Regions from separate parts of the Mus musculus genome. Here all the other regions are linked to region 3. The links are chromatin loops, found by intact Hi-C in ENCODE. Cell type or tissue: left cerebral cortex. All regions are shown on one strand.

The links. Peaks named below come from ENCODE experiments on the same cell type or tissue, not always from the same donor. Only the 100,000 strongest peaks of a DNase experiment are listed, where the experiment ranks them.
Region 1: a loop joins it to region 3, with 4 times the contacts of the local background. A loop is called at or near these places in 7 of 42 quality-filtered maps.
Region 2: it touches region 3 in a loop (6-fold over the local background); 32 of 42 quality-filtered maps call a loop at or near these places.

Annotation. Positions count from the first base shown.
Region 1 is chr1:15,872,853-15,876,852 of GRCm38, forward strand. All of the region lies in intron 2 of Sbspon (somatomedin B and thrombospondin, type 1 domain containing), which reads right to left. Among named protein-coding and RNA genes, the nearest start is that of Sbspon, 18 kb to the right of the region's middle. In left cerebral cortex, a CTCF peak has its summit at 2,395 (motif pointing right); no DNase peak of the experiment used is centred here.
Region 2 is chr1:16,431,760-16,435,759 of GRCm38, forward strand. The region is part of intron 5 of Stau2 (staufen double-stranded RNA binding protein 2); the gene reads right to left. Among named protein-coding and RNA genes, the nearest start is that of Stau2, 86 kb to the right of the region's middle. In left cerebral cortex, a CTCF peak has its summit at 1,840 (motif pointing left); a DNase peak (open chromatin) is centred at 1,848.
Region 3 is chr1:16,103,952-16,107,951 of GRCm38, forward strand. It overlaps Rpl7 (ribosomal protein L7), which reads right to left and starts at 482. Exons shown (of 7, transcript NM_011291.5): 1 at 414-482. The coding sequence starts at 427. It overlaps Rdh10 (retinol dehydrogenase 10 (all-trans)), which reads left to right and starts at 1,931. Exons shown (of 6, transcript NM_133832.3): 1 at 1,931-2,355; 2 at 3,844-4,000. The coding sequence starts at 2,067. In left cerebral cortex, CTCF peaks have their summits at 307, 1,169 and 1,836 (motif pointing right); DNase peaks (open chromatin) are centred at 494, 882, 1,500, 1,877 and 1 more place; H3K4me3 peaks cover 3,173 bases; H3K27ac peaks cover 2,321 bases.

The sequences.
Region 1 (4,000 bases), 230 kb before region 3:
AACTCGAATGGTTGAGAAACACCTAAAGAAATGGTCAACATCCTTAGTCACAGGGAAGTGCAAATCAAAACAACTCTGAGATTCCACCTCACACCAGGCAGAATGTCTAAGTTCAAAAACTCAGGTGACAGCAGATGCTGGCAAGGATGTGAAGAAAGAGGAACTCATTGCTGGTAGGATTGCAAGCTGGTACAACACCTCTGGAAAGCAGTCTGGCAGTTCCTCAGAAAATTGGGCATAGTACTACCGGAGGACCCAGCTATACCATAAACCCAGAAGATGCTCCAACATGTAATAAGGACACATGCTCCACTATGTTCATAGCAGCCATATTTATAATAGCCAGAAGCTGGAAACAACCCAGATGTCCCTCAACAAAGAAACGGGTAGAGAAAATGTGGTACATTTACACAATGGAATACTACCGGCTATTAAAGACATTGAATTCATGAAATTCACAGGCAAATGGATGGAACTAGAAAATATCATTCTGAATGAGGTGACTCAGTCACAAAGGAACAAACACGGTATGCACTCACTGATATGTGGATATTAGCCCAAAAGTTTGGAATATCCAAGGTTCAATTTACAGACCATATGAAGCCTAAGAAGAAGACCAAAATGTGGATGCTTCAGTGCTTATTAGAAGGGGAAACAAAATACAGGAAGAAATATAGAGGCAATGTGTGGAGGAAAGACTGAAGGAAAGGCCATCCAGAGACTGCCCCATCTGAGGATCCATCCCATATATAGCCACTAAACCCAGACGTGATTGTGGATGCCAGGAAGTGCTTGTTGATGGAAGCCTCATATGTCTCCTAAGAGGTTCTGCCAGAGCCTGACAAATACAGAGGTGGAGGTTTGCAGCCAACCTTTGGACTGAGCTCGGGGTCCCCAGTGGAGGAGTTGGAGATGGGACTGAAGGAGCTGAAGGGATTTGCAGCCCCATGGAGGGAGCAACAGTGTCAACAGGCCAGACCCCTGGGGACTGGACCCCCAACCAAAGAATACACACGGAGCAACCCACGGCGCTGGCCACATATGTGGCAGAGGATGGCCTTGAAGAACATCGGTGGGAGGAGAGGCCCTTGGGCTTGAGGGTGGTCAATGCCTCAGTGTAGAGGAATGCCAGGACGAGAAGATGGGAGTGGGTGGGCAGAGGAGCACCCTCATAGAGGCTGAGGAGGGGGGATGGAATAGGGAGTTTCCAAAGGGGAGACCTGGAAATGGGAAAACATTTGAAATGTAAATAATGAAAATATCCAATAAAAATATAAATAAAAATTGTTGTTTGGGTAGCTGATTTGACTTTCCTTTAAAAAGAAAAAGTCATTGAGTGTTTTTTTACTTCAGATTAGGACAAATTTTCTGACAATTTCTGAAATGGCCCTAAACATACTTCTGCTGTTTGTACTGCATTTTTATGTGAAGCAGTGTGCTCAACATTAAAGGTTATAAAATCAAAATATCAATCAACTCTGAAAAATATCAAGGACTTTTTGTGTCCTATATATCAAATATTCAGCCAGTACTTAATTTTTAATGTGAAGATAAATAAGCACATCTACTTCGTTAGTATGTATATCTGCTTTCATCTTTAATAAATGGTAAAATTATATATAAAAAGAACTGTTTTAAAGTAAATTTCATTTTGGTTTATTATCAGTAAGCATTTTATTTATTTACCTATCATATATTTGTATCCACTTGGGGTGAAATAAAAATTTGGAGGTTGAAAGGGTGTCACAAGCAGAAAAGGTTAAGAAGTCGTGGATAGAAATAATATCAAGGGAAAGAGTCTGGACAGGAAGGTGGCTCAGATGGTAATATGATGACTGCTGCACAGTGTTTGGACCTGGGCTCCATGCCTTAGCAACCACATTAACCCAGGCATGGCAGCAGTCACTATAGAATCCTAGCGCTGGGGAGAGAGTCCAGCTAAATCAGTGAGCTAACTCCAGGCTCAATGAGAAAGCCTGTCTCAAAAGATAAGGTAGAGAGAGACTGGGAAGACATAAAACGCCAACCTCTAACCTCTGTATGTGCACGCACATGCGCATGCACACACACACACACACACACACACACACACACACACACACACACACACACATCATATGGCTATATATGTTCAGTATAGACAATTTTCCCTCAAATATTTCAAGTCCAACTTGGGTGAGTCTACAGATTGTATGGACAGAGCCTATGAGTAACTCAATAGCCTCTCCTGCCTTTTGCTTAAGAAACTGAGCAATCTAGATAAGGGCAGATAGTGGCTAAGGCTGGGTTATGAAATGCTAAAATCATTAACATGAGCAAACTGGTGTGAGGGGGCTAGTTTAAAAAGAAAAAAGAAAAAAAAAAAGCTTCAAACTACATGTTGATTTTTCCTGGCACCTGACTGCCACAAGATGGCAGGCCTTAATTCTCTTTCAGATTTTCTTTTGTTTTGTTTTGTTTTTTCTTTATTTCTCTTCCTCTTTTTCCCTCTCTTTCTTTCTTCCTCTCATTCTTCCTTCCTTCCTTCCCTTCCTCCCTCCCTCCCTTCCTTCCTTCCTTCCTTCCTTCCTTCCTTCCTTCTCTCTCTCTCTCTCTCTCTCTCTCTCTCTCTCTCTCTCTCTCTCTCTCTCTCTTTCTTTCTTTCTTTCTTTCTGTTTTTAAGAGGAGTAACCTTTTATTTACATGTTTCCAGACAAATGCAGCAGAGTAGGGTGTTTGGGGAGGATTAGTCAGAGACCAAATCCTTTATCCGACTCCTCGGCCCTTTTCTTGGCTTCAGTTCTGGCTGTAGCGGCAGCACCAGTGACGAGGGCAGTGGCTACAAGAAAAGGCAGCTGTGTGAGCCCAGAAAGCAATGACCTTTCCAAATGGGAAGGTATATGCAATTTTCAAAGACGAAGCCAGGACCAGATGTGTATGTGTGTCAGGCACAAGGGGGTCAGGAACAACTTGAGATGTCAATCCTGGGCAGCTGTGTGCCTTGTTTTATGAGATGGGATCTCTAGAGAGGCTGGTTGGTCACTGTGGCCTCTGATCTCTAGAGAACAACTTGACTCCTGCTTATCAACACTGGCATTATACGCACATGTACCATGTCTGGCTTTTACCATCTGGTCTTTAGACTTTACTGTCCAGGGGTTGAGAATGTAGCTCAGTTAGTAGAGCATTCTTTAGCATGTAGCCCTGAGTCTATCTCTAACACTGGAAAGCAACAGCAACAACAACATGCATTTATATATATATACATATAAAACATACATATATAACATACACATATGTACTGGCTAGTTTTGTGTCAACTTGACACAGCTGGAGTTATCACAGAGAAAGGAGCTTCAGTTGAGGAAATGCCTCCATGAGATCCAACTGTAAGGCATTTTCTCAATTAGTGATCAAGGGGGAAAGGCCCCTTGTGGGTGGGACCATCTCTGGGCTGGTAGTCTTGGGTTCTATAAGAGAGCAGGCTGAGCAAGCCAGGGGAAGCAAGCCAGTAAAGAACATCCCTCCATGGCCTCTGCATCAGCTCCTGCTCCTTGACCTGCTTGAGTTCCAGTCCTGACTTCCTTTGGTGATGAACAGCAGCATGGAAGTGTAAGTCGATAAACCCTTTCCTCCCCAATTTGCTTCTTGGTCATGATGTTTGTGCAGGAATAGAAACCCTGACTAAGACAACATATAACACACATATACATACACACACACATATATATGTATATGTATACACACACACATCTGTGTGTGTGTGTGTGTGTCTGTGTGTATGTGTGTGTGTATGATCCTATCACTCAGGAGATAGATGTATGAGAATCAGAGGTTCAAGACCAATCTGGCCTGCAGGAGTCCCCATATTCTTGTTTAGTTTCTGTGCTGATCATCTGTGTTATAATGTTTATTGTTGTTGTTATTTGTTTCTTTCTTTGTTTCGGGAAAGAGTCTTGATTTGTGGCCCAGGCTTGTTTTCAAGTCTGAATCATCTTGCCTGAGCCTAACACCCCTGACT
Region 2 (4,000 bases), 330 kb after region 3:
GAGGGCTCTGACCTCCAGAGCAGGTGAGAGAGCCATCTTGTGTCCAGGGTCCCTCGGAGACCAGTATATGCAGGTGAGCTTGCAGACTGCAGAGGCAACAAATCTGGGACAGGCCCTGTTTCTGGCCTTCATCTTCAGCCAGGAGGCAGGTCTGAACGCCAGACCTCTGTGTACCTTCCCTGCAAGAGGAGAGCTTGCCTGCAGAGAGTACTCTGACCACTGAGACTCAGGAGAGAGCTGGACTCCCAGGACTGCTGACAGAGGCTAACAGGATAACAGGAGGAACAAGCTCCAACCAGAGACATCTATAACAACTAACACCAGAGATTACCAGATGGTGAAAGGCAAACGTAAGAATCTTACTAAGAGAAACCAAGACCACTCACCATCATCAGAACCTAGCACTCCCACCTCAGCCAGTCCTGGATAACTGAACACACCCGAAAAGCAAGACTCAGATTTAAAATCATATCTCATGATGCTAGTAGAGGACTTTAAGAAGGGCATTAATAACTCACTTAAAGAAATACAGGAGAATACTGCTAAAGAGGTAGAAGTCCTTAAAGAATTACAGGAAAACATAACCAAACAGATGATGAAATTGAATAAAACCATCCAAGACCTAAAAAGGGAAATAGAAACAATAAAGAAAACCTAAAGGGAGACAACTCTGGAGATAGAAACTCTAGGAAAGAAATCAGGAACCATAGATGCAAGCATCAGCAACAGAATACAAGAGGTGGAAGAGAGAATCTCAGCTGCAGAAGATTCCATAGAGAACATGGGCACAACAATCAAAGAAAATGCAAAAAGATCCTAACTCAAAACATCCAGGAAATCCAGGACACAATGAGAAGACCAAACCTATGGATAATAGGAGTAGATGAGAATGAAGATTTTCAACTTAAAGGGCCAGCAAATATCTTCAACAAAATTATAGAAGAAAACTTCCCTAACCTAAAGAAAGAGATGCCCATGAACATACAAGAAGCCTATAGAACTCCAAATAAGCTGGACCAGAAAAGAAATTCCTCCCGACACATAATAATCAGAACAACAAATGCACTAAATAAAGATAGAATATTAAAAGTAGTAAGGGAAAAAGGTCAAGTAACATATAAAGGCAGGCCTATTAGAATTATACCAGACTTCTCACCAGAGAATATGAAAGCCAGAAGATCCTAGACAGATGTTATACAGACACTAAGAGAATACAAATGCCAGCCCAGGCTACTATTGACACTATTGCATATGCCAGCAAGATTTTGCTGAAGGGACCCTGACATAGCTGTCTCGTATGAGGCTATGCCAGTGCCTGGCAAATACAGAAGTGGATGCTCACAGTCATCTATAGGATGGAACACAGGGCCCCCAATGGAGGAGCTAGAGAAAGTACCCAAGGAGCTGAAGGGATCTGCAACCGGATATGTGAAACAACAATATGAACTAATCAGTATCCCTAGAGCTTGTGTCTCTAGCCTACATATGTAGCAGAAGATGGCCTAGTTGGCCATCGTTGGGAAGAGAGGCCCCTAGGTCTTGCAAACTTTATATGCCCCAGTACAGAGGAACGCCAGGGCCAAGAAGTGGGAGTGGGTGGGTAGGGGAACAGGGTGGGGGGAGGGAATAGGGAAATTTTGGGATAGCATTTGAAATGTAAATAAAGAAAATATCTAATTAAAAAAGTTACCTTTAAACTAGATAATCACTGTAAAAGTAGACTTCAAATATAAAGGGATTGTCTTAAAAATAATAATAAAAAGTAAAAACAAAACAAAACAAAAAACCCCACTAGTCTCTACACTTTGGCAGTACACAAGCACCACCTAGTGGCTGAAATCAAAACGGTATCTTTCACCTTCCCCACTCCAAGTCTACTGTACAAACTACTGTCACTTATTAGGCACAAGAGTGGGTTTCTTTGAAAAGAAAGTCTGGCAAAGAAAAACCACAAGGGCAAGAAAAAGATGGAATCAAGGAAGGTCAAGCGCTGTATCCAGCTAGCCTTAGGGTCTGCCTAACAGACGCCCCAGTTATGTGGGGCAAAACCCCATTCTCAAATAGCATAATCTGAGTGGAAGATCTTTCAAAATATGTGTCAGAAGGACAAGGGGCTGAAAGCCTCCTGCCAAGCAATAATAACTTTTCATTTGTAAATAGACAATACTTATCAACTATTAATAGGATGCCTAGTTTAACTCATTCTATTCTTTTCTACATAATTTATTTATAAAGAGGTGGCAGAATGGGGCCAGGTAGATTGAGCAGCAAGCAAAGGTGCTGCTGCCAATCAAGCCTGGTAGCCTGAGTCTGCTTCCCAAGCCCACAGAAGAGGAGAGCAATGGTTCCTGTACGCTGCCCTCTGACCTCCATGCATACATGATGGCATAACTGTAACACACCTCATACACACGCACACACACACAAATTTGAAAAGAAAACCTTTTACAGATGACATGCAGAAATACATGTACTGTGAATAAAGACCGTGAGTTAAAGGTATGGTACCCGGCCTGCTATGCTAGTGGAAGACATGCCTTTTGGAAGTGGGGCCTCTGTGGAAGTAGTCCAGTCAATATGAAGGTGTGCCACTGAAAGGGGTACTGAGGAGCTAGAGAGATGTCTCCGTGGTTATGAGCATTTGTTCCCAATTCCCCCATGGCGGGTCACAACTATCTGTAACTCCAGTCCCAGAGGATCTAATGCCTGTCCTCTCTCGACCTCCTTGGACACCAGGCATATACGTGGTGTACAGAAATACCTATAGACAAAACACTCATACACAGAAAATAATAAAGGAAATCTAAAAATTCATCTTTGATAATATAAAAGGAGTCTGAAATCAGACTGTCCATCTTTCTGTCTTTGCACCTAGCATCTGAAGGTGAATGGCGTCTTCTACCATGGACTCCCAGGAAGATGTTCTACCTCACCACAGGTGCAGAGGCAGTAAGGTCCAATCACCAGGGTTGTACACGTCCATACTTGGAAGCCTGAAGCCTTGTGTGTCAGAATGTACCTGTAACTTGAGGACTTAAGAGGTAATGCAGGAGGATTGGGAATTCAAAGCTAACCTCAGCTACACTATGAGCTTCCATAGAAGACTCAGTCTAAAAAAGTTAAAGGAAAAAGGATTACCCTTCCCGTTTTTACAACAAGGTCTTCTTACTTTGTTGCTCAAGTTAGCCTCAAATTTATGTTATCCTTCTGTCTCAGCCTGTCAAATGGGGAAATGCCAGGGTTACAGGCAAAAGCCCCGTGCCCAGCTGACTATTTTGTCACAGTAATAGATAATTAACACATGCATAAGCTGTTCTCCAACCTTCCCTTAGCTGTCCAGTCTCCTGACACAATACGACATTTTTTTATCTACAAATACGAATATCCCAGGATACATGCACACATGCATGTAGGCTAAGCACATCTACTCACAGTTTGTCATTTGGATATTAAGTGCTTTCTATTTGTGGAATATCAACTAGGGCCTTAGACAAAGAGAAAAACACCACAAGATGCAGCTACAACCAAGCATCCTGGGTGTTAACAGGAGAGAAGTACTTCAGAATCCCCCCTGTATCACCAAGTTGTACAAGAATAAACCTCTCCACTTATAAAACAGAACAGAGGAAAATAACATTCTGCTTAGGCCTCTATATGAGCTCAAGCAGAAAATCCAACAGCAAAGAACAAAGAAAACAACAGCTAATTACTATTTATATTACCTTAAGTAGGAAATGAGATAAGTTTTCAAAAGTATCCCTAAGTGATGTTTCTTGGACTTAGCCTCTCAGTTCCTGGTTTAAGCAGCTACCAGTTAATCTGGAATCTGCCAAGAAGTAAGCTGCCTCCAATCTTGTGCTCCACATCTCCGGAGCAGATTCTAGCTTAAGCTGTCATCAGCAAATTCAGGTCACACATGAAATCATACCTTTTAGAGATTACTGAGTAATGCTGCCTTTCTAAGGAGGCTTTCCAGCTGAAACTGGCATTGCAGCTTGAG
Region 3 (4,000 bases):
AAGTTGTCAAGTCACACTGAAAAAACTGTACTGCACACTTTTTGGGTTCCAGGACTCACTGATCCTCGATCAAGTCTCAAGCTCCATATGCAGGAGGCTGCCGGTAAGCAGCCGGCTAAGATAACTTTAGCTACAAAGGATCTCGTTCCATGATTCCGCGGAATACATTCTACCGAAGAACGGACCTCCGCCCAAGTAGCCGGATCCGCAGTCTGCCCTCAGTTTGCTCCTGGTACTGCCAAGGCCTCCGCGCGGAGGCCCCCCGCACTCCCTCCTAGTACCACACGGCGTCACAAACACCCAGACAGGCAGGCAGTGGTTCCAGGCTACACTCAGATACAGGAAAAGTGAGACAAAATGCCTCTAGTTTGGGGGATGGAGAAGGATTCTGGGGGAGAGAAGAATCGACTTACGGAACAGCCTCCATGGTTCCAGCCGGAAAAGAAGAGAGAAAGGTGGCGCATGCGCACTGTCTCCTTAAAGGTCTCAGGGCGCGAAGCCCCACGCCTTATAGCTGTCCTGAGATAAGCCGGAAAATAATCTAGAATTGAGATTTTTGCACTTTGCTGGCGCAAAATGAACAGCTTGGCTTAGTCACGGCCAGCCAACTTTATGGTAAAACTCATCGGAAAACAAATGCACTGAATACATTTTTTTTTTTTTTTTTTTTTTTTTTAATGAATAGAGTGGGGACACCTCGTCAGCTCTGGGCTTAATTTCTCCAGGTTGCGTTGACAACCCTAGGGTCAGGCTCTGCGGAATTCGTTGGACCCAAAAGGCATGTTCAGGGATGTGAACTACAAGTCCCAGCATGCGTCGCTGCATAACCCGCGGGGCTGGAGGGCGACGTTGACCGACACTCTGGGCAGCCTTCGCGGCGGTGATTCCCATTAGGCTCACTAGAGTATGAGGCTTCACGTCCTCAGCGGCTAGCTGAGCTATGAAATCACTGTCTGTCACCTCCTCCGGCTCTCTGCGGCCCGTGGCCACGCAGCCCTGCTCCCCCACCTCGGCTGCGCTGCCGAGGTCCTTTTTCCGCCCGACTGCCGGGCTGTCTTCCGCAGCGCCTGATCATCGGCCGCCAGGTCCACAGTCCCTCGGTTGGCGAAAGCAGCGAGACCGGGAAGAGTGATGACCCGAAGGTCCGAGGAGGATGGGGGGGTTCGCTGCTGCGGGACCCGGCAGGCGCAAGCCACGGCGACCCTCAGCAGGGGGCGTGAGCCGCGAAGAGTGGCACGACGAGGGCGGGAGCCTTCGGCCGCGGTCGTGGAAGAGGGGCTGCCCCGCGCGGTGGGGCGGCCGGCGGGAGGGCGAGCGGGGAGGGGAGGCTGGGCCGGGGGCGGGGTGCGACCGGGGGCGGGGAGGGCCGAGCTGAGGGAGGGCCGATGCCACTGCAGCGGCCGGCGCTTCCCGGCGGTGGGTTATATAGCGCGGAGTGTGGAGCTACCTCAGAGCCGGCTGGGAACGCTCAGACGCTGCGGGGCCCCGTGCCCGAGTGACAGCGGCGCGAGTGCAGGGCAGGGGACCCGAGTCGCGCTGGCAGCTCGAGCGGTTGGCAGCCCTCGCGTGCGCCCCGCAAGTCGGCCCTTCCCGGCGCTGCCCGCACCCTCCCGCAACTTGAGTCAAGTTGACAACTCCCGCGTCCCGACGCATCCGCTCGGCGCACCCCTGTCCTAGGAAGACGGGGAGCCGCTGCAGCAGCGCCGGGGACGTTCGGGCGGCGGCGGCTTGGCCATGAGGGCAGCGCGCGTCGCCTAACTCGCGGCTGTCACCGCCGCTGCAGCGGGACTGGACGGACGGACGGACGCTGTGGGACAAACAGGCGGCCGCCAGCAGGAGGCGCCGAGCCGGGAGCAGCGGCAGGCACAGCCCGTGGCCACTGCGCCGAGCCCGGGCGGAACTGGCCCCGCGCAATTCAGCCCCGCAGCACCTCGGGGGCGGACTCCGGGCGCAGCCTTCGCGTCCGGATCGCGGTGACAAGCGCCTCCGGGGCCAGGAGCTGGGCTGTCTGGCGCAGGGAGAGTGAGGACACGGTGCTGGGCTGCTGCGGGACCCGGGGCGTCGCGATGAACATCGTAGTGGAGTTCTTCGTGGTCACTTTCAAAGTGCTGTGGGCGTTCGTGCTGGCCGCGGCGCGCTGGCTGGTGCGGCCCAAGGAGAAGAGCGTGGCCGGCCAGGTGTGCCTCATCACGGGCGCGGGCAGCGGCCTGGGCCGCCTCTTTGCTCTCGAGTTCGCCCGGCGCCGGGCGCTGCTGGTTCTCTGGGACATCAACACGCAGAGCAATGAGGAGACCGCAGGCATGGTTCGCCACATCTACCGGGACCTGGAGGCGGCCGACGCTGCTGCTCTGCAAGGTAATGCCTGTGTATTGTTGAGTCAAACATCTCCCCAGCCCGGAGGGTCTCCACTGCCTAGTGTCATGGGCAGCCTCGCTCTCCCGGAAAGGAACACCCCGCTGGTCTTCTGGAAGGCGAGTGGAATTTGCCCCTTGATAAGAGAGCAAGGTTTTCTGTGTTAGAAGACTGAAAGCGTGCAAAACATAGGAGATCCTGTTTCTTCGGTCCCAAGCTGAGGTTTCCTAAACTCTGCGAGTAGTGTAAGACAGGGGGAACTTGCTACCGCAGGTTTGGGTCCAAAAGTAATTTCTCAGTCTGATTTGCATGTGGCATGATGGGAAGATAGAGAGTCTTGAGAAGTTGTTTCCACAGTGGACTGAAACAGTTATCTGTTTCTGTGAGGTCTGAGCTGCTTAGACTTGGGCGCTATAGATCCTTTCACTATAACTTTAGCTCCTGGAAAATAATTACATTGTTTCCCCAGCCTTAAGTAAGTGCTTTAGTTACTAACCCTGAGTAAATATGAGTGCTTCCCTTCCTCTTGAGAAAGTGCTTTCTCTCGCCCCCCCCCGCCCCCCCCCCGCCTTTTGCAAAATTTCTCTCATGATTTGGAGGCACCCCAATCTACATCTTATGTGTTTAACAATTAGTTTGCGCCTGAAACTTTTTTAAAGCCTAAGTAGAGATCATGACCCACTATAGATACTGTTCTAGGAAAATTGGTGGCTAAATTGACTTGGGCTCCATTCTCCCATATACCTGTCATTTGTTACCAAACTTACCAGAAGCTGTGTGTTTTATGTAAGGTTCAAAATGTTACATTTTCAAAGCTAGTGTGGAGAGGCAACAAATTTGGGCATTTGTGCTCCCTACCCAATCTTAAAAGCAATGCTTTAGAGAAGAGATTTTGATTTCGATGCTGTTTGGACTCTAATGTGGTACACTTGCATATTATTAACCTCTAAACTTTATCTGTGAGATTAATTCTTAGGGGAATCAGTTTAAAATTAAACCAGTGACTTGCATTCTTTCATTAGAAACTGCTCATTCATTGCTTGGCTTTGAATGAGTTTAGATTGTTGCTTACAGTTTGGATTTGTGAGCCTTAAAGTGAATTTCTGTTTTGAGAGCAGAGCTCTCTCTGGCCACCAGCTTCCTCCCCACCCCCATCTGCAATGTGTGTTATTCTCTGGGCTGAGATCAGTTCTTTGCAGGTGTCTAGCTCCAGCAAGTTGATCCCATGTGGTCTACTTGTATTGGACTTGCCACAATTACATGACTTTCCCCTAAGCAAGGTTGTCCAGTAAATTGCTGTAATTCCCAAAGACTTTCAGGGGAGGAAGGCAGCTGTAAGCTGAATTATTGGCAGGCATTACAGTGTTAGAAATTTGAAGCTCACTGTAGTATTTTGCTTTGTATGATTTCTCTCCTACTGACTGCCTTGTGGCTCACTTTCTGCAACCCTTCTTTCTTTCATTCTCCCCTCATCCGGACTTCTGAGGACAGCTGGAAAAGGTGAGGAGGAAATCCTGCCCCCGTGTAACTTACAGGTTTTTACCTACACTTGTGACGTGGGGAAGAGAGAGAATGTCTACCTGACAGCTGAAAGGGTCCGCAAGGAGGTTGGCGAGGTCTCGGTCCTGGTCAATAATGCTGGTGTGGT